Regions from separate parts of the Homo sapiens genome. Here regions 2 and 3 are each linked to region 1. Evidence: chromatin loops called from intact Hi-C (ENCODE). Cell type or tissue: endothelial cell of umbilical vein. All regions are shown on one strand. Each heading gives the region's core, and the rest is flanking DNA. Links, peaks and the distances in the headings are about the cores only. Region 1 holds the start of SHISA3 (shisa family member 3). Region 2 overlaps ATP8A1 (ATPase phospholipid transporting 8A1). Region 3 overlaps LOC105374428 (a long non-coding RNA gene).

The links. Hi-C counts contacts between places; a loop is a spot of excess contacts. Peaks named below come from ENCODE experiments on the same cell type or tissue, not always from the same donor. Only the 100,000 strongest peaks of a DNase experiment are listed, where the experiment ranks them.
Region 2: a loop joins it to region 1, with 5 times the contacts of the local background. A loop is called at or near these places in 10 of 110 quality-filtered maps.
Region 3: a loop joins it to region 1, with 5 times the contacts of the local background. A loop is called at or near these places in 3 of 110 quality-filtered maps.

What each region holds. Positions count from the first base shown.
Region 1 is chr4:42,392,503-42,402,746 of GRCh38, forward strand. SHISA3 (shisa family member 3) reads left to right here and starts at 4,986. Exons shown (of 2, transcript NM_001080505.3): 1 at 4,986-5,831; 2 at 8,510-9,985. The coding sequence starts at 5,555. The coding sequence ends at 8,949. RefSeq lists silencers at 4,730-4,809, 6,450-6,499 and an enhancer at 5,034-5,923. In endothelial cell of umbilical vein, for the core only: no CTCF peak of the experiment used is centred there; DNase peaks (open chromatin) are centred at 5,019, 5,679 and 6,099; H3K4me3 peaks cover 2,741 bases; H3K27ac peaks cover 670 bases.
Region 2 is chr4:42,515,309-42,525,552 of GRCh38, forward strand. It overlaps ATP8A1 (ATPase phospholipid transporting 8A1), which reads right to left. Exons shown (of 37, transcript NM_006095.2): 21 at 9,455-9,539; 22 at 6,852-6,991. Among named protein-coding and RNA genes, the nearest start is that of SHISA3, 120 kb to the left of the region's middle. In endothelial cell of umbilical vein, for the core only: a CTCF peak has its summit at 4,720 (motif pointing left); a DNase peak (open chromatin) is centred at 4,703; H3K27me3 peaks cover 703 bases.
Region 3 is chr4:42,334,690-42,344,933 of GRCh38, forward strand. The region is part of intron 1 of LOC105374428 (a long non-coding RNA gene); the gene reads right to left. Among named protein-coding and RNA genes, the nearest start is that of SHISA3, 58 kb to the right of the region's middle. In endothelial cell of umbilical vein, for the core only: no CTCF peak of the experiment used is centred there; DNase peaks (open chromatin) are centred at 5,472 and 7,042; H3K27ac peaks cover 2,031 bases.

The DNA of each region.
Region 1 (10,244 bases), core at 954-8,953:
GTTTATTCAATCAATCCTTATACCCTGTATGAACACTTACAGAGTCTCTATAACATACTGGACAACAGGCCCGTTCTCACATTTTCAAGCCAGGGCAGGAAAAGTCATGAAAGCCATCAGCCTGAGTCTGTTCTTCTGACTTCCTCTTTCTTCCCATACCTGACTTCATCTTGCACTGCAAGGGGCCTCCCATGTATGTGTCTGGGCATCCCAGCCTATGTGTACAAATTTTGAAACACCTCCCGCCAGAACCTCTTAACATCAGGAAGAGGCTTCTGTGCAGCCTAGAAGCAACTTTTGGCCTCTTTGAGTAGGGAGTGCTGGGATCCAGGACCCAGAGAGTGGTACAAAAAGGGAGGGAATGGGCTTTGGGTGGGCACTGCCCTCTGGCTCTATTCACTCTTTCCCCTGTGGCTGCAGACAGGGCAGAGGAAGGCCAGAGGGCCTCAGAGTATGGTCCTCAATGCAGCCACTTGGCATCACCTGGAAACTCATTAGAAATGCAGAATCACAGGCCCCACTGCAGACTTTGTGAGAGTCAGGTCTGCTTTTTTTTTTTTTTTGAGATGGACTCTTGCTCTGTCACCCAAGCTGGAGTGCAGTGGCGTGATCTCAGCTCATTGCAACTTCTGCCTCCCGGGTTCAAGCAATTCTCCTTCCTCAGCCTCCTGAGTAGCTGGGGTTACAGGTGCACGCCACCACGCCCGGTCAATTTTTGTATTTTTAGTAGAGATGAGGTTTCACCATGTTGGCCAGGCTGGTCTCAAACTCTTGACCTCAGGCGATCCGCCCGCTTCGGCCTCCCAAAGTGCTGGGATTACAGACGTGAGAGCCACTGTGCCCGGCCAGATCTGCATTTTAACAAGATTCCCAGGTATTTCATGGCCTTTTGAGAAACACTCTCTAAGGGCCCTAGCTTAAGCCCCTCTTTTGGTAAATGAAGAGACTGAGGCTGCCCGAAACACAGGGCAGGAAGAGGGGCCTGGCCTGGGGCTGGGTTGCCCAGGTCTGAGAGTGTCCTTCTAGGCACCTTGCTATTCTCTAGGGTAAACATGTGCCACAGCAAATTTCAGAGAAAACACCTTTCGAGTAACTCAGATTGAGAGGGGCCTGGAGTAAGAGATTTACAACAAGCGATCCAAGGAAGAGAATTCCATGAAGTCATGGGCAAGGTAATTAAAGGAAAATTAAATTAAAGTGTTTTTTTCTGAATTAAAGGAGAGTGAAAACAAGTCATTGCACAAGCAAACTTGAGGGAGGGTTGAGGAACTCTTGTTTTTCATTTTGTTTCTGAGGCCAATGCAAATGAGCTGGAGTAGACTCTTCCATAGTCCAGTGAACTGCCCTTTTTTGTTTTTGTTTTTGTTTTCTGCATTCCTTTAGCCTTCCTCCTTTTTCCTCAGTATATTTTAGTTCCCAAACCTTTCTGATCCATGTGGCCCTTCACCTCCCTGCTTTTGGTTTTCTCAAATCATTCACTCAGCTCCAAAGAATATAAAAAAGATAAGTCAACAGAACAATTTTTTTCTTTTTTATTTTTTTTGAGACACGGCATCACTGTTCACCCAAGCTGGAGCGCAGTGGTGCCACCGCTGCACACTGCAGCTTCCACCTCTTGGGTTCAAGTGATCCTGCCACCTCAGCTACCCCAGTAGCTGGGCCTACAGACATGTGCCGCCATGCCCAGCTAATTATATTTTTATTAGTAGAGATAGGGTCTCACCATGTTGCCCAGGCTGGTCTTGAACTCCTGAGCTCAAGGGATCCTCCCTCCTCGCCCTCCCAAAGTGCTGGGATTATAGGCATGAGCCACCATGTCTGGCCAGAACAAAGTTTAAAAATATGGTCAGCAAATATGTCCTAAGAATATTAAATGCATCGGCTGGGCGCAGTGGCTCACGCCTGTAATCCCAGCACTTTGGGAAGCTGAGGTGGGCGGATCACCTGAGGTCAGAAGTTCGAGACCAGCCTGGCCAACATGGTGAAACCCCATCTCTACTAAAAATACAAAAATTAGCCGGGCATGGTGGTGGGTGCCTGTAGTCCCAGTTACTTGGGAGGCTGAGGCAGGAGAATTGCTTGAACCCAGGAAATGGGGGTTGCAGTGAGCCGAGATCATGCCATTGCACTCCAGCCTGGGCAACAGAGTGAGACTCCGTCTCAAACAAAAGGAAAAGAAAAGAAAAAAAGAGTTGCATTTCGATTTTATAAGTTCCCTTCAGCCAGCTACAGTTATCTACATGTTGCCAGTTGTGTTTCAGTTCTGCCTAGCCCATCTTCTCATCCCTATTGCTCACCTATCTTTTCTTTTTCCTCCTACCCTCCCTCTTTTCTTTCCCTTTCTTTCTGCCTTTCTCTCCTCTCTTTCTTTCTTGCTGGTGTTTATTAAAGCATAGTCCAGACATCATGTCAATTAACTCACTTCCTACAGAGTTTCCTTGAGGCAGGGCCACAAGAGAATGTATGTAGGCTGGGGAAATGATCTCTTATGATTATGTTCTTGACCAAAATAAGGAATTTGTGTTACTGAGATAAGAAACAATAAAGAATTTCCAAAACCTCTTCATAATACCCCAGATATTGTGGACTTTATTTTCTATCTCTATGTCTTCCCCCTAGAGTCTTTCAGGGGTGTCTATGAGAACTTTTTCATCTTCCTTTACTATTAAACTAGTAACAGAATAACAAAAACTTTGGATGTTTATATATCTAAAAAGAGGTGAATATTCTCTTTCTGTTGGTGAAAAGGATTCTCAGGGCATCAGTTTTGAAGTTAAAATTTGACAATGGAAAGTTTGCAGAGATCTTCTATGACAAGAAACCAAACATATCACTGCCTCCCCCCAACCCCTCGCCCAGGCAAACTCCTGAAGCTGATTGTTGTAATGGTTTTAAAGGTGCTTAGGATGAGGACCTAGATCTGAAGCATGGTGCACAGTTGTTTACTGTTCACACAAGTCAGATCTACGAAGGATCAAGTAATTTGGAGGTTTGGTTACTTTCCATTAGTAAACATCATCCAACTAAATTTGGGTAAAATGCCCTCTAAATAAGTCAAGTAGACAGGAGCTTTGAATGAGGGAATTAATTATAGCTGGTGTCTCCAGGAAAAAGAATCCCACTGTGGCATGGAGAATGTAATTAATGGGAGGTAAGTGCCAACAAATCACTCCTTAAAATATTAATGCTATCAAAGAACAGCTGGATAATGAGAGAAACTTGACCCTTGGGGGACCAGCAAAGGTTGCTGCTGCAGCAGAACTTTATGCAGTTATGACGTAATGAAATTCCTCTAAATTTTAACAAAAACTAATATTAAAAGGTGTGGTTCTGGGAAAGTTATTAGCAGTAAACATGTCATAATTTTTATCATCTGATTATAATCACTATATCTCATTTTTGCTGTGTTTCTAAGTGACATTTTCCTGTAATTGCTCAGGATATATATACAATTGAAACAACACTCCTAAAAAACAACTAGAGTTAAAAAAAAGATTAAGTCTGGCAAGACCTTTTTTTTGTAAATAAAAAACCCAATATCTAAGAAATTTCTGCAAAACAATTTCCCATATGCTTAAACTATTTAACTAAAAAACTGTTTCATTGTTTGTTATTGAAAGCTCCAACTTAATTTGTTTTTACTTAATAGCTTCGTATTGTCCTAAGAAATATGTAACTCTAAGAGAGCAATAAAGTTAAATATTTACACGGTCCCACTTAACGTGTGAAATGGACATGTATTTTCAGCAGCCACATAACTAAATGCTAATCCCAATACCTAAAATTAGAAATCAGAAGTAATTATTTAATTGGAATATACTTTAACTTAGATAAAAAAAAAAAAAAAAGAAATCGTTTTAATAGGAGATTTTTAAAAAAGTTTCTCCGGAATCGACTCGGTTCATCAGGAAGCTGCGAACGTGATAAATGCGTTTGACCGCGCACCTTGTGTCGCTGGAGCTGAGAACACTTTGTTCCTTTTGTTTCACTCAACTTGCCGACATCTAACTCAGGGACACGGGTATGCAGCTTGTTTGACAAATAAGCCGAGATACACCGAACATATTCACACATACCAATAGACGATGATTGGAAGTTCAGGATGCAGTCAAAATAAATGCTTGCGTTTGGCCCAGGTTTCACATAACACCAGTTTCATAAGGCACTTAGGCCGCTAACGGAGCAGTGCCCCTGAAAATAGCCCACAGGGGACACATCATTTAAATAAATGTGTTTCTTTCCCTGAACAGAAGTTCAGTTCTGCTCAATTATCATTAATTTTGCTCCTTTATTTCCTTTGCGGGCGTGAACGGAGAAGTCGTGCTCTTTGAGGTTTTGCGAGCTGGCCTTGGCTGGCAGAGGTGACCGGCAATCCTTCAGCCGGCGGAAAAAGTGCGAGTGTGTGTGTGTGTGTGCTTGTGAAAATGTGCCGTTCCTCCCAGAAAAAGTGGAAACGTAGGTGGAAAGCTCAGCACATGTTGGCGACACCTAAAAACCATGTTCTCGGTCCTGAACCTTTAGAAGCGGTATCCCAGGAACGAGTCTGAGTCTGTGCAACAGGGCACAGATGATTCGACAAACTTCAATGACTGCACCGCATTCATGCATTATATCCATTGAAAAGTAAATCCAGCGTCTCCACTCGCGCGCCCACGTGCGTGGATAAACGCGGGAATTCGGCAGCCCTCAACGTCACTCTGCAGAGATTTCCGGGCTGTGAGAGAGTTGGGGTGTGCGGCGGGGGAGGGGAGGGTCTGATATCTTCAGGTTGAGAGTCAAGTCCTGGGGGAGCGGCATGGGCGGGGGTGGCCGGGGGGAGGCGGAGGATGGAGCGCGAACCAGAAAGCGCAGAGGACCCTCGGCCCGCGCCGCACCCGCTGTGATTAGCTCCAGAGGCGCGATCCGGGAGGGCGGACTCTTTCTTAACCCTCATTGTCTCCTCCTCCCTCTTCCTTTTTAAAAGACGCCTTGCGGGCAGAGCTGTCAGCAACCCCGCGGCCGTTTGTACTTGGCCGCGGCGGAGCTGACTCCTGCTCCTGTGACAGATAGGGGCTGGGGCTGAGCGGCCGCCTGTCTGGGGTACTCGCACGTGGGGAACAAATTCTTTTCCTCCGGCTCCTCTCGGGACCCGGCGATCGCCACAGGTTGGGACTCTGTGCGGCGCTGGAGTTGGCAGCCCCGGGCGCTATGGCTCCCTTGAGGAGTGGGGAGGGAGGTGGCCGGGGGGTTGGCGCGCCCCTCGCGCGGGGAGCGCTATGAGCCGGGCGAAGGGCGGCAGCGACAGCCCCAGCAACTGCCTCTGCCGGCGCCTCCCGCAGGCCCTCGCCAACTCGCCCCGCGCACCATGCTGACTCCCGGCCTGCGGAACTCGTAGTGCAGCCCCTGTCGCCTCCCCGGCCCCTGCTATCCCACGCAGGACTGGCTTCGGCCGCCGGGGCCAGCAGCTTGCGACGTGTCCCTGGGGAGGCGGAATCGCTGTGCGCCCTGAGCCCGGGCTCAGCCCTTCGCTTTCCAGCTGCGTCCTGCTCCCGGCCGCCCAGGGAGCCCAGTGGCGATGAGGGCACTGCTGGCGCTTTGCCTTCTCCTTGGCTGGCTGCGCTGGGGCCCGGCGGGCGCCCAGCAGTCCGGAGAGTACTGCCACGGCTGGGTGGACGTGCAGGGCAACTACCACGAGGGCTTCCAGTGCCCAGAGGACTTCGACACGCTGGACGCTACCATCTGCTGCGGCTCCTGCGCGCTCCGCTACTGTTGCGCCGCGGCCGACGCCAGGCTGGAGCAGGGCGGCTGCACCAACGACCGCCGCGAACTGGAGCACCCAGGCATCACTGCGCGTAAGTGCGGGGCCCTCGGGGACATATCCCCGCCCGCCTAACGGCGGCGGCTGCATGTGTGCGCGGGAGGATGCACAGACCCAGGCAGGTCTATGCGCCTTCCTGGGTCTGTGCGCCAGGGGGACGCGGCCGGGTGGGGGAATCAAGGGATGAGTGGGTGGTCGCGTTTCAGATCATGGTCCTCTATTCATTTGCAGTCCCGCTTCCCGCCACTTGCGGTCTCTGCGGGTCGGCCCGCAGGGAAAGTTTGCCAGGGACAGTGAGGAGCGCGGGGCTTGTGCCTGGTAGCCGGGGGGAAGACAGCTGGAGCTCCCGGGAGAAGGGTAGTGCGGGTAAAGCCAGGGTAGACTTGGGTTTTGGTGGAGGGGCCGAGGGTGTCCCATTGCTCGCCCTTGTCACTTCGGGAGCTTCGGGAAGTGCCGAATGCAGGGAATCGCGACTCTTGTCGCGCGCTCATTTGCAGCCCTTCAGGGCTAAGAAACCCCAGTCACTTTTTTTTTCTGTCTTAATGATAGCGTTTCTAAGCCACGGCCCCGTTCTGCAGACTTCCTTTCAATTCTCTGCATCGAATTACCCTCTCCGGCCCACCCCCTATTGTCACGCCTTTCAGAAATGCCCAGGTCTTCGAGGTGGAGATTTAGAAACAAGGGTCGAAGGGGCTTCCCCGCCCCCTATTCTCACTTCGGAAAACACGGGTCAAATTTCCGCTGACTTCAGAGCGGAATAAATCACGACCCCAGCAGAGAAAATTTACACCTTGAAAAAAAGTTTTCCACCTGAATCGGAACATCAGGGAAACGCTTTAGAGCTTGAGGCGAGGGTTTTATGGCCAGGGAAACCGGAGAAGCGGGCGGAGCTGAGAGCGGGTGACACCCCAGGACTCCAGAGAGCCGAGGTCTGGAGCCCGCAAGAGAAGGTCGCCGGGAAAGGGAAGAGAGGCTGGAGAGATCATTAAGGGTTCCCCAACGGCCCCTCCCCGCAAACTGATAACCCAGAGGACAGGGGAGTCTGCCCTCCATTAGTGCTCCACTAGAGGGTGAATGTTGGGGGTCAACATTTCCAATCTAGAGGATTCTGGAAGTAGTTCTGGAGAAAAGATGCTCAGCGGAAAGTAGGGAAATCTAGGCCCTCCTGGCCTGTTAGAAAAATATAGACTCTTCCCCACGGCTTCACTCGCTCACCCTGGGGGACCCAGCTGCCCTCTGGGAGTAAGTGCAATTGCCCAGTCTGCAGCACGGGCTTCCTCTGCGCTCCCTACTCGGCTCGGATGCCAGAGGACAGCAGAAGGGAGAGGCAGTCTCCACACTCACTGAGTCTGGGATCAGGCAAACCCTGATGGACCTTGGCTCTGTCACTTGCCGGCGGTGTAACTTGGGCAAGTTACTTAACTGCTCTGGATACCTCTTCTCAGTTCTAAAGTGGGCATATTGCTCTCAAAGGAGTTAAGTTGTTGGTGACGTGAGAGTGTATGAATGCTGGAGCGCAGGGCTCAGTAAATGGTAGTTACTTACCTTTGCCTTGCCTTGCACGCTGGTGCTAGTAAACAAGGGAGAATGGGAGGGACACAGAAGAGCTTACGCCTAGTAGCCCACAAATAATTGATAGTTACCTGTCCCTCACTAGCTCTGTCTGTGGGAATGCGCAAACTTCTCTGATGTATTTCCACATCTGGAAAATGGAGCTTATCATGTCCATCTCACAGGGTCTCCAAGAGACTTTAATCAGATAATGAATAAGAAAGAGCCAGGCACACAGTAGGGACTTAGTCAATGCAGGCTTTCTTTCTTCTACCTGTAAGCTGGAGGCTGCGTCTTAGCACGGCTCTATCAGGGGAGAGACCTGGAGAACTGCCCAAGGGGATGCCTCCGGGCTTGGGAATTTTATGTCTGCCTTGTAGAGAGAGAAGGAAATTGGAGTTTGCTCTGTTTGAGGGATGCTTTTATAGAAAGTCTGGGCCGTGGACACCAAGAATTGCCTGGTGATCTATCTAAAGTTCAGTCTGACTTCCCAGGCTTGGATGGGAATTGAGAGGCACGGCAGCTGGAGTGGGTATTCCAAATCTTTCCTGGAAAGAAGCAGCCAGAGCTGGCAATTTGTGGTGTATGGTAGGAGACACAGTCGATTGGGGCCCTCTGTGAATTTCTTTATACTGTTCTTTCTGGAGTCTCATAAAATCCTGGGTCTGTGTGTAGAGGGGAATCTCATTTAATAGGCCTGGCTCCCTTTGCTTAGACTGGAGATTATTGAATGGGAGATGGATTGCCAGCCTAAGAGAGGGGACAAGTCTCTTACTGCTCACCGTGATCAAACTACTAAAACCTGCATTTAAACCTAGAATTATTTTAACCCCTAAAACTCACCCTTTCCCTCTAGTGCCTGAACAGGAGAACAGATTCCGTTTTTTTTTTCTGACTTCCAGATGTGCAATATGATAGTTAATTGCTAACAGAGGCTACGGTATCCGTTTGCTTCCTCCCTGCTAGGAGTAGCGAGAATATTCCATCATCACGGTTTGCATTGCATTTTGGAGGTTACCATTAACAAGCTCTGAAAAACTGAGCTGACAGCAGTGATAGTAACTGAGTCTCCCACCTCTCAACCCTCAGCTGCCCAAGCAGAGTTCAGAATCTGGGAGATCCTCATCTGAGCATCTGTTTATGTCTGTTTTTGCCTTTTAGAGCCTGTCTACGTCCCCTTTCTCATCGTCGGCTCCATCTTCATTGCGTTCATCATCCTGGGCTCTGTAGTGGCTATTTATTGTTGCACCTGTTTGAGACCCAAGGAGCCCTCGCAGCAGCCAATCCGCTTCTCACTCCGCAGCTATCAGACAGAGACCCTGCCCATGATCCTGACCTCCACCAGCCCCAGGGCACCCTCCCGGCAGTCCAGCACAGCCACGAGCTCCAGCTCCACAGGCGGCTCCATCCGCAGGTTCTCCTTTGCCAGGGCTGAGCCGGGCTGCCTGGTGCCCTCACCGCCCCCGCCATACACCACCAGCCACTCAATCCACCTGGCTCAGCCATCTGGTTTCCTGGTGTCACCCCAGTATTTCGCTTACCCCCTCCAGCAGGAGCCCCCACTGCCTGGGAAGAGCTGTCCAGACTTCAGTTCCAGTTGACACGCCCAGGCCATGAATCCACAACTCAGTCAGATGGCAGACAGGTGGAGCCCTGCTCCCATTGCCACATGCAATTCTGAGAAAATTTCCCTTGTAACTGATCAGTGTCATGGAGGAGCATGCTAGGAAAACACAGCACCTTCTAATTTGAAAGTTCCTGTCTCCAATCACAGAAAGGCTAAACCAGAGAACTGTTTTCTGGTTTTGCAAACATGTGATCATTACATTTCAATCTATGCTACTTTTATTCAAAATATGCAGCAGTTTGACTTTAAAGTTGCAAACTGGCTAAAAACGTTTTACTGGACATTCAGCTATATTGCTTAGAAAAGGGCTACATGTTTCTTTTTCATATAAGTTGTTCATTGAGTTATGATAGGAATATATTCATAAATAAGCAAAGAAAAATACCTAATTGTAATTATCAAAGGTTCACTTAAAAAATTAACTATTAGGTAAACTTAAGGGGGCAGTGAAAAATCTATTTATGATTTCGGGAGTAACCTAACCATGAATAATATTAGCATAATGAGAACATTTACTTTTTAAATAAATAACTAAATTTTGTTTACAATATGAGTTTTTCCAGAATACAAGGTTTCAATAATCACATGAGGAGTTTAAAGTTTTAAATATATACTCAGACATTCATTGTAACACAGAGTGTATGTAAAATCATTTCCCCCACTCACTGGAGGGAGTATTTATTGCAGACTTTTTGTTCAGCAACATTTAGTGTTTCAGTGAAAGTTGGACAGTTGGGGCTTAAAACATTTATTTGTAAAATGAGCTATGTTCAAATGTAAATATTTGTAATTTAATGTATTTACCACATTGACTGTACTAATTATTTAGTAGTCATACTGTAATTTTTATGTTAATAATAACTGGAGTTCAAAGTCTAGCTATTGGTATAATCATCTAATATTATATATATCTCCAGTGCCCCTGAATTTTATGTTTGATGACTATATATTTGGGCATATATCTTGTTGGATTAGAATAAATAAAACACTTTATATTTTCATGAACTCTATTTAAATTTTAATGTGATTCATTTTATCTCTTTAGCGATCCTTCTTTAAAAAAAAGGAAATGTTTTTAACACATACTTCATATTTTAAAATTAAAAAAAAATTCCATATCAGGGCTCGTGAAAGCAGCAAAGGAAGTGAATTTTTATGGAGGTCTCAGTCTACAGCCCTCCGATGTGTTTGGCCTGTAGAGAATTCATCATTAGGACGTTTCTCATAAGAATCTGGATTTCTGGCTTCTCATGACATAGAGGACGTGGC
Region 2 (10,244 bases), core at 768-8,767, 120 kb after region 1:
GCTACTAAGAATAGATGTGGTAGTTTTATCTGAAGAAGCATTCCATTCTAATACAGAAGTTACTGTGAACTTGGCAGTCATGAATGCTCAAGAAAAGTCCTGTTTTCCATTAAGTTTTATATTTCTCTAGGAATCCTCTAAACCATTTGTTGCCATATGTTGCAAAGGGCACTAAATTGTTGTTTAGTCACACTGAGTGTAATGGTTGATCTATATTACGCCACATCAAGGGACTCTTTAACCATCCCCCAAATGTCAACCACGTTTTGGGGAGGGGTAAAGGAAATAATGTAAAAAAGGATCACTACCTCACTGTCCTATCTTAGTGCCTTATCTCAGTGCCCAGGGCACTAAAGCCTCTCTGGAATGACATTGTTTTAGTTTACAAGTTCACTACCTATCTCCCACCACTGAAACAAAAGGCAGAAATTCTTCTATCCTCTCCCTGCTGAGCCCTAGAGCCTAGAACAGAACCTGCCACGCAGCGGTGCTCAGATATTTGTTGCTGAATCTTTCCAACCCATGATTTTCTCACATTTATATATCAAGTAACTTTGAAGACAGGTTTTATAAATGAACGAATCTAAACTTCTAAAGAATGCCTTCTGTAAAATTATTGGCTTCTTTTCTAACATACCCCTAAATTAATCCTTAGTGATAGCACATTTGATACCAGTGCCTTCAATGCATGGAAAGCATGAACTAGATTTGTTAATAGGGGGCAGGCTTTCATTAAGCAAGTACTTATTAAGCTCCAACTTCTGAATTAATTATTTAAATGAATAATTCATTTATTCATCAAATATTTATTGAGTGGTTAACATAGGCTAGTCAGTCAAGCGCTGGAGACACAGTGATAAATATGATAAACACAGTCCCTGCTTTCGTGAAACTTCAATCTAGTGGATGACATACATCAATCACAAACTACAAAATGCACATAAAACACAACATTGCTATCTGATCAAAAAAGGCTTGACAGCAGAGTTACAGTGTTCTGAGTTTACTCTTAAGCTCAGAAATGATCCTCTAACCCATAACCTATTTTAGAAAAACTTGAACAGATAAAAGCATTGGATAAGTTTCCATTAAAAAAAAAAGTTTCCCAATCCACGCATCATAATAAGAGAAAAATAAAAATCTTATCACCAGGGAAATACTGCTTTAATCAGTGATGAATCTAGGCAGGTATTATAGCTTACGCTGTTTTCTGTAATTCTCAAGATAAATGATTTACTTTCAGAAACACAGAAATTATTAGTAGGTAATCTATGCAGTACTAAAGACATAATTGTATTTTTCTATTGAAGCAAATAAATATTAAACATTTTCAAAAAATTATGTATTCCACGAAGGCACGCCTTCATATTTCAAACAATGGTTTAATTATAAAATAAGGAAGAAAGACCAGAGACTTCTATACTATTAATTTTCAAAGGAATCTAGTAGCATAGTATGAATATGAGACAAAACATAATTTATGTGTCTTAGAAATAAGTTAGAATAAAAGTAAACAAATTTTAACAAAGAATAGAAGCTCAGACCAAAAAGAAGTGATATCACCCTGGCTCCTGATATATTAAAGTGACAGATCAAAGGTGAGAAATTTCAGAGAAACCCCTGCCAATGAAACAAGGAACTTCATAATTATTCTGTTATTTACAATTCTTCTTGAGGAAATACAAAATTTTAATTTAAAAACCTGATTTAGGCCAGGCACGGTGGCTCAGGCCTGTAATCCCAGCACTTTGGGAGGCCAAGGGGGGGTGGATCACGAGGTCAGGAGATCGAGACCATCCTGGCCAACATGGTGAAACCCCGTCTCTACTAAAAATACAAAAATTTGGCTGGGTGTGGTGGCGGGCGCCTGTAGTCCCAGCTATTCAGGAGGCTGAGGGAGGAGAATCGCTTGAACCCAGGAGGCGGAGGTTGCACTGAGCCGACACTGCACTTTAGCCTGGCAACAGAGTGAGACTCCGTCTCAAAAAAAAAAAAAAAAAACAAATTCTGATTTAAAAAATATAGGCTGACACTATAAGTGGTTTCCCAATCTAAAATTATGAGTCCTAATATGTTGACTACCTTTCAAAAGAACGAGGGTGAGATAAAACAGGTCAAGTTTGTTGTCTAAAGAATGAGACCACTGTAAATTCTCTCAAGTGGTGACAAAAAGAGACTAAGAGGTGTTACTGTCCACAATGCCCAATGTGAACCTGCAATTCTTCGCAAAGTGAGTCAAGACAACTGAAATATCCCATATGATAATCCCATCTGCATTCTAACCATGTGAGCTTTCTTATTCCTGAACAAGTTAGGCCTTCCTACTAATCAATGTCACCTCTTGATTTATTTAGTAACAGCAAAAGAAAAAATAAACAAAATAGATGTGTCGGCAACTGATTCGTGAAACAACTCTCAGTGTTAAAATTTTTAGAAATGTCCTGAAAAGCTTACCATATGAATGCAAGTATTGGAGCTCAAACAGTACAGTTTTGGAACAGAGCTGATAATTATATTTTATAGATAGATTTAAAAGTCCTAAATCCTCTCATCTCGAGATGACTGTCAATAGGGATAACAATAGCCGGTGGGCTTTTTCACTTTCCATATCCTCCTTCCCATAGTGTTCCCCAAGAGTGAAGGCAGCACATTCTAGTGCTCAGTGTGCTGGGTAGTAACATACCTGAGTAACTAAGCATCACAACCAAAGGATAAATGCCTTGTTGTATATTTTTGGTCTATTTGGATATTTTTTTCAGCTTATGCTAGGAGTTACACTACCCAAAGGAATAAGGATTCAACTTAGTTTTAAAAACTGAATTACCAGTTTGAACAAACATTGGAGGAACAAGAGGCAGAGAGCAGCATTTAAAAGTATAACCTTAATCCTATTATAACATTTCCTCTTATTTTGTACTAAATTATTATTTTAGGAAAAACTTTACAAATCTTTTACATTTTGAATGTTGTGAATATAATACTACCATTAATGTGGCAATGACATATCAATTCAAATATGTTCAGAAACATCTTGCATACGGGCACAATGATGTACTGATCTTTTGAGGAATTTGTTTTCTAAAAGTCCACATACAAATGTAATACATGGTTTTCAAACTGTGCTTAGTGGATCCTCAGAGTCACAACAAGCCCTGCCTGGAGCACCCACGAGGGCAAGGTGGAGGCTGAGGGGAAAGCCAGTTTGGATCTCCTCTCTACTCTTACTCCAGCCAAAGCAGTCCTGCTTTCGTCAATTATATATATTATGATTCAGGCAATGTTTGCTTGGAAAATTCTGTTCTTAAAAAATAAAAGATGTGAAAACGACCCTCACAGTTTAAAGATTCACTGTCTGACATGCTAAGTCCAATAATGACATGCTAAGTCCAATATTATGGTCTACGTAAAAATAGATTCCAATCACATAAAAAATAGATTGCATAAACAGCATGTCTCAGTTAAAGCAGGTAAGGAAGAAGACAATGGATGAACCCTAGGACTGTATTTGCTCAATTTAAAGCCAGGGTAACATTCTGGAAGAATCTGTGGTCTGACACGCTGAAACTTGCCTCACTAGAGTGGTTTTAATGGCAGTAAATCACAACTTCTGAACCCTAATCCCAGCTGATTTTAACAAAGAATAGAATCTGAGATCAAGAAAGAAGTGATATAACCCTGGCTCTCTATATTAAAAATCCTACAGTCCTCCTATGATCACAGTTAATGGAAACACTTCAGAAAAACAGCTTGGTCACAAAGATCCCTGTGTTATTTATATATTTATTTATTTTTACCTTGAGACAGGGTCTCACTCTGTCACCCAGGCTGGAGTGCAGTGGTACTTTCACAGCTCACAGCAGCCTCAGTCTCCTGGGCTCAGGCAATTCTCCCTGCCTTAGGCCTCCTGAGTAGCTGGGACCACAGGTGCATGCTACCACATCCAGCTAATTTTTAAAAATTATTTACAGAGATGGAGTCTCCCCCTATGTTCCCCCAGGCTGGTCTCAAACTCCTGGGCTCAATGATCCTCCCACCTTGGTCTCCCAAAATACTGGGATTACAGGTGTGAGCCATCACATCTGTTCTATTTTGTCTATTCTTTTTCCCTACAATGATGTCTGCTCTCCTCCAACTGGTAAAATAATCCTTGGAGGCCCATTTCAAAAATTACCACCTCTCCAAAAGCTTCCTTCAGGTCAAATTTGTGGGCCACCTTTTTGGGTTCCTTAAGATTTCTTCATTTAGGGAATTTGCTCAGACCGTGGTACCCAGAGGGCCACAGTCTCATTTGCTTGTGCATGAGCATGTAAACATGAACTGCTTGATGAAAGTTATTTAAATAGATCACCAAATGAAGCTCCAGTTTCAGGAGTAGAGATGGACACAGAATCAGTCTTCATTTGGAGCAGGCTGGCTGAGTAAATGACCCAATCTCTTAATCTTTCCGGATCTTAGATTTTCAACAACAGAGAGCATGGCTTACTATGAAGTGAAGACAAATTAGTTATAAATTCCCGTTTTCATTTATTTTAGGTAAAAAACAGTCATAAGGGAGGTTTCTGTCATCTGTAAACTATATGTAGTTTACATGGATGCATATAGACACATATATAGATGCATGTGTATATGTGTATACACACACTCTCCCCACTTTTAATGGAGTGCCTCAGTCAACTTAAATTTTAATGTAGCTCATGATCGCCATCTGCTGGGAAAACGTTGAACATCTAGTTCAGTTAAAAGCTGGAGGTTGCAAGGCTTTTAATCAGTTATTAAAAGAACAAGAAACAAAACTGTTAAACCTAGAAAATCTAATCTATAAAAAACTCTAGGGCATCCAGAGAGTAAGGATATTAGGTACATTAAACATTCTACTCTAGAACTGAAGTTGTACTTCAAGTGGAAACAATTTAATATGTTTAGAATCCATTTTCAAATAGATTTTTTTATTCTGACATTACATATTAATTCTGTCTCATGAGGATTATAAGGCAAGGCAAGGCTGCCTTATATTCAGAGACAGGAAAAACATCATTTCCAAACTGGATTTTTTTTTTTTAATTCTTAAAAGAGTAACAGAAGCAAAGATTAAAAATCAATAGCACTAATGCTTTAAGATATGTGACTTTAGTTGGGCAGATTAAAAGAGATTGTGATTATGGCCTCAGATTATTTTATTTTACTACATAAATGCCCCAAAGACATAATCATATATAAATATGTTAGGAAATGGAGAGCGAGAAGGTGGAGGGAGTGGGGAGGGAAGAAGTGGGGAAGATAGGCAAGAGAGACATTGAAATAAGTCAACTGATAACAAGTCTCCTGGTGTGTGTATACCTATAACATTTAGGGTGGGAGTATCATGCTGGAAGACACCATACATGCTATCCCATGTCTTTTCATAAGTAAGCAGAATAAAAAGTTCAAATATAAGGAGGAGATATCTAGATATATCTACATATCTATCTCTATATATACAGGTATGATATATGTGAGCTTATATTTATATTTAGGTATCTTCCCCTTACAAAATACAAAGGCTATATGAGAAACAATCACCTTCCATAAAAAGTGATAATCTGTTGAGGAGACAGGACACCAATATCTCGAGTTGCATATGGTAACCTTGTGCAATAAAGAAAACCATCTGCAGCTAGAACATGGCATCCCCACATTACATAAAGGGAGGGGACGTGAGGAGCAGAGGGGGGAAATAGTCCAGGGAGGTACTGGTGGCACCAGCCACCTTTCAAGACAGAGGCACGACGAAGTACACAGTTCGATAGAGAGGAAAGAAGAACAAAGTATCAGCCTTTACTTACCTGGAGAAAAGATCAAGTAAACCGCAGCGGACAGGCTAGTTTGATTCTATGCAATACAAACATGAGTGCTATTGAAGAGTTATCTAATGGCAAGCTAGAGGTTAGAATGAAGTCACTTGAATGATTTAGAGCATGAATACTGGAGGAAGAGTGAGGATTCTGGCTCCCCCTATTAGAAGCTGTGTACTCTCAGCCAAATTACTTACCCTCTCTGTTACCTTGGATTCTTCATCTATAAGACAGGAATAATTAGCACCTCAAAGGGATGTTGTGAGGACTAGATTAATAGATGAAAGTGCTATGAACAGCACCTGGCACACGGCAAGAGCTACACAAAAATGTTTTCTTAATTAAGGAAGCAAGATTCTTGCTATTTATACAGCATCGATCATAATGTATCCATCACTTTCTGGCTTAATAGCCTTGGTTTCTTTATCTGTAAAATGAGGACATTTACAGCTGTGACAGAAATAATACAGGTATATGTTTGTCACAATGGTTTCTTTATCTGTAAAATGAGAACATTTACAGCTGCGACAGAAATAATACAGGTATATGTTTGTCACAATGACTGGACAAGTGTAAGCACTGGATTACTCTCATATATATTATCAGCTATGCAAGCTGTGTGATTACAGTACTATTTTATATTGCATTGCATATTATAGTTATTAACTCAAAGCACACATGTCATGTATGTAATGTGTGCGTGTGTGTAGGGGCATGTTCCATATCCTCAGAGATCCAGAAACTGAAATACATTGGCAAGGAGATTGCCAGACTGGCCAAACCTTGATCCAAAATTGTGAAAAGAGTGAAGATCTATACAAAGTAATGTCTAACCCCAAAGGCTTCTCAGCAATATTTTAATGCATATTAATACTTGTTAATGCTTAGATGATGAGAGGGTATTCAATAGTGAATGGTATGTCAAGATATTTTGATTTTTATTCCATTGGTTCCTTGAATAAAGATCAAAACTATCTGGAAACCAAACCCTCTGTATGATCAACAGAATCATCCACGTACCTTTTCAATCAACTCATAACTCTCTTCGAGTTTGAGTAGCCTGTTCTGCACAGATGTAGATGCTCGCTGATAGACTGCTCGCCACTCCTGAAAGTCGCTCTCTGAAATCTCAGCCACAGCAAAACATAAAGTTCTTAACCCTGAAAAAGATAGCATACATCACCCCAACACACCAAAGATTTTCTTCAGAAGTCTGAGGTTTCTGTTTTTATTTCACAAAGTCCCATTTTGAAAAAAGTGATTCCATACAAACAATATGATGAAGTCCAATTAAATTATGACAAAAACTTAGTATAAAATGTAGATTAATGTTCCCCTGGTCTTTAAAATTGGTACCCTGCTTCTAATTCCCAACCCTTTTAATCCATCTTCCATGCATAGTGTGGCGTTTCTAAAATCTGAATCTTATCAAGCAGTTCTTTGCTTCGAATCTTCCAATTTTTCCCCAGGACAAAATTTAAGCCCCAAAGCACGGCTTATACATGTTTCATCAGGTGCCTTCACTCTCATTCCCTGCCATTCACTTCCCACATAGGGGGGTCTTTGCACATGCTGGTAACTTTTTCTCCATTCTGCTTTTCCCAACGACTGCCCACTGTCTGCCTTGCAAGCAGTTTAAGACTCAGCTCTGAAAATCAGCTCTTTGATGCACCCTCCTCTCACCTAGATACCAAAGGCAGTAACACTCCTACAGCGTGAGTGACAATGTTTTACAGTTTTTCTTGTGTGTCTCCTCTATTAAAGCACTTGGAAAGCAGGGACCCAGAGTTCTTCAGTACCAAGCATAGTGGCTGACTTATTATAGAGGCCTCACAGATGTTTACAAAGGAAGAGAGACCCTGGTGGGGTCTACTGGGAAAGCCACCTTCCTCTTACTAGGATATATGACTGCATTTATTACTATTCTTTGTCATCATAAATCTGTAGTTTAAAAGTCTAAGTATAGTTGAGGGATAGTGGCAAAAAAGAACTGCCAGCAGATATACCCCGGGAAAACAATCAAAGCTGATATGTAAAGTGACCCACCCTGTGTCTGGTGCCTGCCAATTTCGTAACTCACATCTCTCTCAGCCAGAAAAGAGTAGATGCATTGGAAGAAAGGAGAGGCCAAAACACTTGTCAGCTACCCAAGGAAGCAGTTAGATATCTAGGTTCACAAGAAGACAACGCCCTCACTCCAGGTCATTTAACTCTTAGAATGACTAGGACCAGATGCTAGGCTTAGTGATCTCAAGACAAAATGTGTTTAAGGGAACACATCAGAAGTAAGAAGCAAGGAACATACAAAGTTCCCAGAGAACTCTACCTTCCAAGAAAGGGTGGTGTATTGCCAGATCACTGAGAGTGGAACTTAAATCCCTGAGGCCATCTTAGGACATGTTTTTCTCTCTTGGAAACTTGGCTGGAAAACTTACTGGAGGGTAGTCATGGGGAGAAGTGTCATCCAGCCCAGGGACAGAAAGAATAGGGTAGAGGTGGGGGCCAAACCATTAAAATCTATGAGTTGAGTATCTTTAACATCACATCTAGAGAGGAGAAAGATGCCCTCAGCTCTCCTCCAAAACAAAAAGAACCTGTGTTGTATGCTGGGTAGGTTGCACCTGCCAAGGACTGAGGCTGGGCTTTATGGAATCTGAATCCTATGAATATATATGTTTCCATGCTTTTACATTTTGAAGAACTGCACAGAGGTTTTTCAAAAGCCATCTTTTTTTTTGTTTTGGCTTTTGTTTTTGCCTAGTGTTTTAAAAAACATTCCTATCTTTTCTCTGCCTGAATTAACGGGAAAAAGTATTTGATTAGGTCAGTTTGGTGCCACTGGCAACAGTTCCAGCTGAAACAGATAGGAGTGAAAACTGAGACTGGAGATTTAGATTCAGCTATAACTACCATTGTTAAGTACGAGATAAGACTACAAATTCTTGTAGTAACTGACTCTCATGTTTAACAACCCTCGCTGCCTTTCATCTAACCTAGATCCTCTCTCTAGACTATGTACTGCTTTGCCTTGCACATAATATATTTCAGGAGGACAGAGAGACAGAGCAAAGCTTGTTTATCCTATTTTGGATTCTCAGGCCTCACACAGAGCCTGGCGTGTGGTAGGGGCTCTCTAAAAAAGTCTTGAGTTGTAATAAATTGAATAACAATTTTAATAGTTACGTAAGTTTTTAATAGAAAGTCCTGAGTTGAAACTAAATTTAATAGCTATTTTAACAGTTTAGGTTTATTTCTTCTTTCTTATTCAGATTAGAATATCTGTTTTTTTTTTTTGAGTCTTGCTTCTTTTCCTAATGAATTGCTCGAGATACAAAGTGAAGTATCTAAATGGTAAATATGATCCACTCTAAAAGTAAAACATTTATAGGCCCTACCATCTAAAACGTGGGGACAAAGTTGCTCAAAATTTTAATAAATATAGTTTTAGGAAAGTAAAATAAAAACACAGGCTGGGAACAGCATATAGTAAAATCTAAATTGCCAACAGCTGATATCTTACTTTAGGAATCTCTAAGTCTAATAATAATAAGGATCCTGCAAGGTATCAGAAGTATATGATTTCTTTGTATTTTAATCATGCTTTATTGCCAAATTACACTTACCTTCTGTAGCAAACTGCTCTAAATGTTTTAGGGTAATTTCTTTGTATTTTGACGTCTCTGCCAGTCGATCATAAATTACAGTGTCCTGGAAAACAAACAGAGGGTAAAATGATTTAATTAAGCATTCTGGGTTTAATAAAGTTGATGTTGGTAACAATAGCAGTAGGAAATCAGTGTAACAACCACCAATCTCTTTTGGCATTCGTTTTAAAGAACAAGATATTTTTGTCTAATAATACTATTTTGCTAGTGACATTAATAAGTCTCTAGTCTTGCATCTTCATCTTTCCTCTTTCTGAATAAAACTGTAGTTATTCCCATGTTCATATCTCATATTCTACCTCACTTACCTTCCACATGCTGCAAGATCTACCCTAACCCAGAAGGTTTTCCAGAACACCTTCATAGGTATTCATAGGTGCTGCAAGGAAGAACGGTCCAGAACTCAAGTAAGTTTGGCAAACACTGGACTGAGCAAAGCAACAGAGCTTGTCTTGCTGGAATAATCCTCGGGGACTTTAAAATGCCAGTGTGCACAGTGGATCTCGAAGGGGCTACATGCTATGTGCCCCAAACTCGTTGAATCACAGAACTTTTTAGGGTTTAGAGCATGTTTATGGGACCAGTGCTCACAGAAGAACAAACTTTAATACAGGACTAAATCCACTGAGAGGGCCAGTGGGTATTGTGGGAGAACCTCGAACAACTCTCGAAATGCCTTAAATAGCTGAATATTTCTGATTGTGTCACTTTAGCTTTAAGACTCAGTTTACTTAATCTGTAAAATTTT
Region 3 (10,244 bases), core at 777-8,776, 58 kb before region 1:
GAGAGAAACAATTCCCCAGAAATCAAATAACCACACTTTTTGGATTGATGAAGATGGCCCTCCCTACTCCCTTTTTCCTCCATAAATGTTTTGTTCAGAATAAGGAGTATAATCATGGTAAGTGAATGTACAAAATAAGTTTTTTTCTTTTATAAAGAAAGCTTTTGAAACCTTATAACTAGAATTACTTGAGAAAATTATAATTATAATTTTGGCACTGATTCATTATAAAAGTTACTTACTAGATAATCAAAAGGGTTATTTTCTAATTTCCTGGTCAACACATTTTCTGAGACACTCTATTAATCAGATCTCAATTGGATGCAAATATCAGAATCTTAAATTAAACAGCTTAAAAAGTGGGAGGGATTTTAAAAGTCACCTAATTGCAAAGTCTAGTATGATCTCTATTAGTCAATAAAGATGAATGTATGAACCCAGAACAAAACCAGTCTCACCTGTTGATGTTAAAAATGTGGTGTGGACCGAGTGCAGCAGTTCACATCTGTAACTCCAGCACTTCAGGAAGCCCAGGCAGGAGGATCACTTGAACCCAAGAATTCGAGACCAGCCTGGGCAACATGGTGAGACCATATTTCTACAAAAAATTTAAAAAATTAGTCTGGTGTGATGGTGCACACCTCTAGTCCCAGCTACTCAGGAGGCTTAGGTGGACGATGGCTTAATCCCGGGAGGTTGAGGCTGTAGTGAGCCATGATAGCGCCACTGCATTCCAGCCTCGGCGACAGAGTGAGACCCCATCTAAAAAAAAAAAAAAAGAGTGAATATAAACCTAAACTTTGGCCAGGCACGGTGGCTCATGCCTGTAATCCCAGCATTTTGGGAGGCCAAGGCGGGCAGATGGCCTGAGGTCAGGAGTTCGAGGCCAGCTGGGCCAACACAGTGAAATCCTGTCTCTACTAAAAATACAAAAAATTAGCTGGGCATGGTGGCGGACGCCTGTAGTCCCAGCTACTCTGGAGGCTGAGGCAGGAGAATCGCTTGAACCCGGGAGGCGGGGGTTGCAGTGAGCTGAGATCATGCCACTGCACTCCAGCCTGGGCAACAGAGCCAGACTCCATCTCAAAAAAATAAAATAAAATAAAATAAAATAAAATAAGTCTAAACTTCATAGTTTCCCATATGTTGTCCTTAGATTATAAGAGTTTGAAACCACCCAATGTCAGTGAATGAATGACAGCTCAAAGATATAGATTGTTGATTTTGTGTCATTTTTACATTACCATAAACATGTTGGTTGCCTTTGAGTGTCTGGGGGGGCATTTTTAAATTGGAAAACTTTCAAATTTGCTCATAAAGGTTATTTTATCCTGAACTCCTAAGAAGAATAGGAAATGGATACAAAGTTAACTGAAGAACTCTAGCACTTCCAAATAAAATATCCATGACGTCCCCAGATAGTACTTGACCCTCATCATGTGTCTGAAAATGGCCAGCTTTGATGGGATTACATTTGAATTACATAATTCTTTGAAGGCGTTTTACTGACATATTGAACTCTTGTGGGCAAGAGAAGGCCTCCTCTCTCTACCTTCCTCCTAGGCTGATGAATGTCCCATTAAGGTGGTATGAGTTTTACATTTATGTCCCCACATGCTGGAATGAGGCCTAACTTCCATGCTGTAGATTAAGATGGGGAGGTGTGAGCTAATAGGTAGATATTGTTGTTTGATGGGGGAAAAATTCCTTTCTCAAGTAAAGATATTTTTCTTTTTTTAGAATCATGGAATTTGAAACAGCCAAATCTAAAGACTCCATTTTGCACACACTTTGCTGAGGACAGATAAAACCCTTACGAGTTAATGAGAGAGAGTGGGTGACGGGTGATGTGGAAAGAGCATGAGAATAGGAGCCAGGTGCTACAACAGTCTGGGTTCTGATTCCCAGTGGCAATCAGAGGAAAGCTGCCTGGGTCCCAAAGTGCTAACCCCCACTCAATAATCACATGCCCACAGTCAATTACACCAGAGGAAATGCCCACTCCTGATGGCTGTGTTGGGTTTTGGGGTCAGCTTATTCAGAGACTTCTGATCCCTCAGATTTTGGTGGGGACTCTGACATTCGGGTGGAAGCTTTCTGAGCAGAAACTACATAGCGGCTTCCAATAAGCTGGTTTCAGTCAGCACTGAGACTAGTCCCTTGTTTTGTTGTTTCCTGATAATGAGAACAGGGACTTGGGGTCTAAATTCCTTTTCTCCCAGGAAGTTCAACCATTTTAGGAAATCTGTACAGGCACATGCCTATATGTTAATAAAAAAATGCTGCCTATCTTCACTCACCATTCAGCATCCAAGTCCCCGGTGAACATGGTCAAGTTGTGAAAGATAACTTCCAAATCCACCACTGGGGCCACCATTGGCGCCAAGTGTAGGAAAAATGCACTTTTACATTTGAAATTCCTAGCAGACTCTTCCAGGAGAAGCAGCACATTTCACCGCAATGTGGCTACTCAGGTCTTCTCATCTAGCCGTCTACCTGCACACAATGGCCTGTGTAGAGCTTACAGCATCTTGTAGAGTCAACAATGACTGTAACACTGTAAAAGCCCAAGCTGGATTGACAGGAAAAAAAGCACTGTCTCCAACAGGACACAGGGAATATGATCACTCAGAGATAAGCCCACAATGTGAGGCATATGCAAAGACCAAGAATGCAACTGTTCATTGAACAGATTACACAACATCTCCCTTATTTCTTTACTCCGGACCACTGAGTAAGATGATGAGCAGCTTTGTTGTACCTTCTGCTTTTGTTGTTGCACCTTCTACTTTTGTTGTTGCTGCTGTTCTTTTTTTAAAATTCTAGTTCCATGATCCTATTACATTTCTAAAACTCAGGAAACAAAGTACCAGGGTGACAGGAGAATAGAGTTGAAGTCACGTTTACTGACGGAAACCAGGAGTTTGAGCACTGCCAGTTATTAGCTATGTGACTTTGAGCCAGTCATTTAATCATCCCTGCAAACCAGAGGTGACGGTGTTAAACAACCCATGTGGTTGTTATATTAAATGAGATTATGTATAAGGAAGTGCTTGTAAAACGGAAAGCACTGCACAAATACTACTTGAGATTATTGGTCAACTTGCAATGGAAAATGATTCTGTGTCCTTAAATCCCTTTGGCTTCCCTGGTCTCTCCTTTGGGATCACTAACTTCTAGTAGCCACAGCAAGGTGTGCCCAAGCATAGAAATAATCTCATCATCACCTACCATAGAAACAGTGGGAGAGCACACAGGCACTCAAGGACACACTCGTAGTAACATTTCTGGGCTTCACATCAAGTTGAAAATGCATGTCAAAAGGCCTGTGCTTGACCAAACTCTTTTTTCTCACTCTTCCCAGTACCTAAAAAGGATCATATAGTCCTAATTAGGCCTAGAGAGGCCCACAAAAGAAAGTTGTTTCCAAGAGCTGTGGATTTATGGACTGAAAACTGTAGGCTACTGTGTATTTTAATATATTCAGAGAGACAATTAAGATAACTTTAGTTATGGTTTTGGAAAACAGTCTGGGCAGCCTTCAACTGAACATATAGGCCCTCTCTGTCAAAAACCAACTGAAATGACATTTTTGGAATCAACTCACTCTGTTAAAAGCAACCAACCATCTGAAAACACTCAATGAATTGGAATAAAGTTGTACAAAGTTTTGTGATCCTCAGGAGAGGAACAAAAGTTTGGAAGAAAACTTAGCTGCCAAACTGCAGAAACAGAGAACTCACAAGGAAGGGAGTTCAAGGGCCTACATGTGTGAAAAAGATATTCAGCTTCGCTGAACAAAGTAATGTCAGCGAAAACAACAACAAAACGCCATCGATGGGGATAAAAGTAAATTCCAACACTCAGTGTCAGCTAGGTTCTGTAAAAATAGGCACTCTTCTACCCTGTGGGTGGGAATGTAAATTGGTATAATCTTTTTGGATAGTGACTTTGGCCAGATCTAAAGTAAAACTTTAACTTTGTAACTCTGCTTCTAGAAATTTGTTCTAAGAAATTCATCATAGATTCTAAAAGTCATGAGTGAATGAAGATGTTCATTGCAATCTTATTTATCATAAAGAAGATGGGAAAAACCTAAATGTTCAATAATAGGGGAATAATTAAATAACTTGGGATATAGTTATTTATATTTAACATGTTATACAGTGTTTACATTTTATTATTTTGAACTGTATTTAATAACATGGAGAATCTTGTTCTATAATGTTAGTTATAATAAAGGAAGATGCAAAACTGCACACAGTGTGGAAAGCCTACCTAGGAAATCTACATATAGAAAGAGTGAAGAGAATATAACATTAAAGATTGTTACCACTGTGTGGTAAGAATATTCACTGCTTCCATTTTCTTTATATATTTTTGTGTTTTCCAAATTACAGAAATTACATATAATTAACATGTACACATTATTTCAACAATTAATAAAAAGTAATTTTATTTATTTATTTATTTTTTAGAGATAGGGTCTTTCTCTGTTGCCCAGGCTGGAGTGCAGTGGCGTGATCACAGCTCATTGCAGCCTTGAACTCCTGGGCTCAAGTGATCCTCCTGCCTCAGGAACTTGGATTACAGGCACGTGTCACCACGCACTGCTAATTTTTATTTTGTAGAGATGGGGTCTTGCTATGTTGTCGAGGATGGTCTCAAACCCCTGGCCTCAAGCGATCCTCCCACCTGCACCTCTAAAAGTGCTGGAATTACATGCATGAGCCACTGCACCCAGCCTAATAAAAACGTAATTTTAAAAAGAGTAAATATTTGGTGTTCTCAAGAACACTTTCAACTGAGCTAGCTTTGAATGCAAATGGAGCCCCTACCTGCCCAGCAAGGAGGGAGAGGTCATTCCGACCTCTGCTCCTTTCTCCAGGAGAAATTCCAGCTGGAGCAGGAGAGGCATCATCAAAGTGAACACACAGGACTTCTAGTTCTGTCAACCATCAAAATTCTCTTGAATATGCACGACAAGAATTTAAAAGGAAGAGGGTGGGAAAAAAATCCCCTTCTAATATTTCTGCTCTTTTTCAAGTTTTTTTCACTCCCCGTCAGTTTAAATTCTGTTAAGTTTTATCTTTACCTTCTGTCCAATTGATAATCTGAAAATGAAGATAAAGAGACTGAGACATTCAGAATTTTCCCAAGAAAGTGAATTAAAATGGCCTGGGGAAGGCATGACTGAAATCTCTTTCTATTTAGGTTTGAGATGAAGCTGTGTAGTTCTAGAGTTTAGTTGGACCTCTGTGAGTCTAGTTGTTTCTAGCTTTAGCTGATTAAAAAAAAAAGAGCTTTCTCTTTTCCACCAAATAGGAAATGACTCAAACCTTGTCCAGTACATCTAAAAGATAGGATAGAATTCACAACACGGTATCAAGAAGAAAACAGCTGGCTGACATCGGTGCTGGATGTTTTCTGCTTGTCTCTCCAGATACACTTTACATCTCTCACTCTGCCCTCTGTCCAAGAAGACTGGCCATTCTGAACTGCATCTAGGCCTCTGCCTCTAAATTCCAGTTCGGTTTGGCCAGTGGGAGCCATGGGCAGGAGAAACGGAAGGGCCTTGACATATTATTCCCCTGGCTCACTACATGCTGGGCTGGGGCTTGTCAGCGGCTTTATCCTGTAGACAGCCTTTTCCAACAGCTGCAATTCTCTCTGGGCTCCAGCGACTGACTCCTGGCCCTTCCCTTCGTGCTTAGCAGCAGCTTCTGGGTGGTGCTGGCCCCTGGGTGCTTTACCATCCCTTGTTGATTTCCCTTAAACCTCACCAAACCTTTGTAAATTGTCCTTTTCTCAAACTCTCTTTAATTTCTCCTTTTGAATTTGCCATCTCTTTCCTGCCAGGACCCTGAGCTTTAAAATCCTTATGGCACAGTTCAGCTTCATCCTGTGTCATGTCTACCTATGAGAATATCCTGATGGCACATTTGACGGAGCTCATGTTTCATAATCATTATGGTGAGTAGAAAGTTTGCAAGCATTTCATAGTGCGACAGTGGTCAGCTTTAGAACCCCATGGTCTACAATAGTGGATCTTAGCAACTGAGTTTTACAAAACACCACTGTGCCAAAACAGAGGTAAGCTAGAGTGATTTATTAGTAATAATGAAGAATTGAGTTTTCATTCGTAACAATGAAAAAATGTTTTTTATTAAAAACAAAACTAACAAGAGTAGATGTGCTGTTTTTATAATTATGCCATTCTTACTCACAGACATTCCAGTGTGCTTTCTTGAGATAGAGGTAAAGGAGATAGGGCGGTCCAGCAAATGCACCACAATTTGCCCATAAGCTGCATGAATCCATATACCAGTCCATAGAAGTGACCCTGGGAGCATGTACCACATGTGCTATCACTTATCTATATGTAGTGGTAGAAAAAAGCTGGAGAGCTATTGTTGGATCACATAACAATCCATTAAGGGAATGCTCTTGACTTGGTAGCTCTACTATTTGTCATCCAAATTTTCTCATCAGTCTGTGTAGTAATAAAATTACTAATATTTCACCAATAAGTGCCTTAGTTGCATCTTCTTATTTAATCCTTAAAACAATTCCCATTGTACTAATTAAGAGTTCATTGGCCGGGTGCTGTGGCTCATGCCTGTAATCCCAGCACTTTGGGAGGCTGAGGCAGGCAGATCATGAGGTCAGGAGATCAAGACCATCCTGGCTAACATGGTGAAACCCCGTCTCTACTAAAAATACAAAAAATTAGCTGGGCGTGGTGGCGGGTGCCTGTAATCCCAGCTACTCGGGAGGCTGAGGCAGGAGAATTGCTTGAACCCAGGAGGCGGAGGTTGCAGTGAGCCGAGATCGTGCCATTGCACTCCAGCCTGGGTGACAGAGCCAGACTCCATCTCAAAAAAAAAAAAAAAAAAAAAAGAAATAAAGAAAAAAAAGGTTCATTAATAGGCTGAAAGGGAGGTAGTGTATGGAGGACATTCCATACTTTCACAAGGGAGCTCTAGCTAGGGTATCTTGGGATAAATGTGAGCCAGCTAATATTTATATCACTGCTTCCCGCTGAGGCTATGACTAATAGATCTCAAACAGTGAATAGAAAAAAAAGTTCAAATCTCTTCCTCTGGTCAATTTAACTCAATTAAATTGCTAGATCTTGAGGGTGCTGAGATGAATGAAACATAGTTCTGCCCTCCAGGAATCTGAAGCGTAGTTGGTAGACAGAGATATAAACAATTAATGATGGAACAGTAATAAAATATGATTAAAATGATAATAGAAACATGTTTAAAATTTAGTAGGAAAACAGATGAGAGAGCGATTACTTTTTTAAGAGGTAGAGGGCTCTCATGAAAAATTATGTATCGAAGGTGACGGTTAAGCTTGACCTTGAGGGGTGTTTAGAAGTTCAACAGTGAAAGTGGTGGAGAAAGAGGTATTACAGGAAAGGACCCAGTAGGGGTCTTTCTTCTCATTCCTGCCAAAGGCTTAAAGTTTCCAGTTGCTATTCAGCATTGCATTTCCCATGACCTGACTAGATTTCTCACTCGTTCCTCTTTGGGTCTGAGGGATTAAAGTGCTATTGGAAGAGAGGCATTGGGAAAGGAGAGCTGGCTGGTTTTCGGTAAAATCCAACCAGTGGTCTTGGTCTCAGCAGGACCATGTACCAACCACCTGAGAAAACTAGCTAAATACCCCGAGTCTGAAATCAGACAGAAATGTACAATTGGAGATGTGGATCCCGCTGTGGATCTCGTTCATGGGGCCCGCCTCTAACTTGGCTGCACAGATAGCCTTGGAGACAACTATCTGTCAGAGATTCTTGTGGCCACATGGAGTTTGGATTATGAAAGTATTAGGAAAATATTAGGAAAGGAGAATTTATAGTAGAGATTAATCAACTCAATACTATTACTCATAAGTATACTGTATTATATCAGACCAAGAAGAGGAAAGAAGATTTGGAAGATTGTCCAAGATGGCATAATGATTGATAGAGTTTACTTGACTGAGAAAAGCGGACTTTAAAATATGTGAGTCCTACAACTTCTTATCTTTGCCCCCAGACACATGCAAATTTTTTTCTTGCTAAGATCCAAAGACCTTATTCGCCACTGTCTTATGTCATCTGTCTTAAACCCTGGACTTAATATTGTCTCTTGTTCTTCCAAAGTGGTCAGTATAGATACCCTCAAAGCCTGACAAAGAGACTAGTGGATTGGGTAAAAGGAAACCAAAATGAAGGTGGAAAAGAATATATTACTCTTTAAATAGAACCAGAAATCAAGTGCTGAGATCAGCTTGGCTTCAAAAAGTAATAGGATGCAGCAACAAAAAAGACGCAATACTTAAGAGTAAAATTAACAATAAATATGTACGTTTTATATAGGGAAAAAAACAAACTTTAAAACACTCTGAAAGGCACAAAAATAGACTCGAACATATGGAAAGATGTTCAGGAACATATCCCTGTCTTGATAGAATGACTTAGTATCATAAATATCATAAAGATATCAGTTCTTCCCAAGTTAATGTGATCCCAGCAAAAATACAAATAAGCCTTTTTCTGGAGCCAGACAAGCTGATATTAAAGTTCATAGAGCAAAACAAAACAAAATCTAAAAAGCATGCAAGAATATTTGGGGAAACACAGGGGAAAAAAAAATGCTACCTAACATCTATTATAATGTACGATATAAAACTTCTGTAATTCAAGGTGTCGTTCTGGCACATGCATACACATTCAGACCAACAAAATAGAACAGAAAGCCCAGGAATAGACCCACATATGTGTGGAAATTTAGTACATGACAAAGGTGGTATCTACAATCACTGAGGCAAAAATTGACTTTTAAACAAATGGTGTGGGGACCACTAGACAACCATATACAAGAATAAACTCCACATGGATCCAAAATGAAACCTGGCCAGGTGTGATGGCTCACGCCTGTAATCCCAGCACTTTGGGAGGCCAAGGAGGGATGATTGCTTCAGCTCAGAAGTTTAAGACCAGCCTGGGCAACATAGGGAGACCTCGTCTCTATTTAAAAAAAAAATAAAAACAAAATTAGCCAGGCGCGATGCATGCCTGTAGACCCAGCTACTCGAGAGGCTGAGGTGGGAGAATTGCTTGAGCCTGGGAGATCACGGCTGCAACGAGCATGCCACTGCACTCCAGCCTGAGCCACAGAGCAAGACCCTGTCTCGAAGAAGAAGAGGAAGAAGAAGGAAATAATGAAATCCACCAGTGTTAGGAGAAAATACGGGTGACTTTATAGCAGAGATGTGGGGAGATGCTATCTAAATACAACTCAAAATCCAGATGCAACAAAAAACCGATCATTTGAACCACCTAAAAGTAAGACCTATTTGCATGGGAAATTAAAAAAAAATAATGGCAAAGTCATAAGATAACTGACAATTGGGAAAAAAAAACATTTGTAACATATATCACATAGGGCCAATACTCTTAAAATATAAAAAGTAGCAGGATGTGGGAGGTGAGAATGCTTCTCTAGTTTTTTCTTAGTTTATCATTTCAGTCTTCACTTCTGGGCTTTCTGTAAGGGCCACTGTAATTAGCTTGCTGTTGGGTTGGTCTGATTTAACATTTCATGGCCACTTTGTTGTTATTTTTTGCTAACTTGTACTTTTACTCCTGGGGACCTGCTTGATTTATAAGTGTTTTCCCAGTTCACATTTTGCACTGGACTCTGCACCTGGTGTTTTCCCTGGGCGGGCAGCAACGACTGGTTTGCCGGGCTCTCATTTCGCTGAGGGTTCCCAGTGAGACCTGCGCCTGTGTGGGCGGCAGGGGGTTCAGAGAAGGAGGCTGGGTGGAAGGGCTCCTTTAGCAGAGATTAATACACTCCAAAATACACTTAGTTTACAGTCGTGGGGATTTCCAGGTGTTACTAGACACAGAGAGTTCTTTATGGTATCCCAACAGGGATGGATAAGTTTTCAAAGGTGGGGGGGTAAGATAAACAAGTTTTAGGTCATAGATATCTAAACCGGATCCTCATTTTCATCTTTGTTACTTGAGGAATCATAGTTGAATGCACAGAGACTTAATTTAATTGTCTTCAAATTCATTAAAGTGTCATGGATGGGCAACAGGAAGATAATGATATTCTGGAATCAGGGAATGTTCTGGAAAATTAAGGGAATGGTGCCCAGACTGCTTTCCACCCCTCACCCCCAATACCCTCCATGTTACAGGGGGGGCAGCTTTAACCAGAGGTTCACACTCACATCAGGATAGA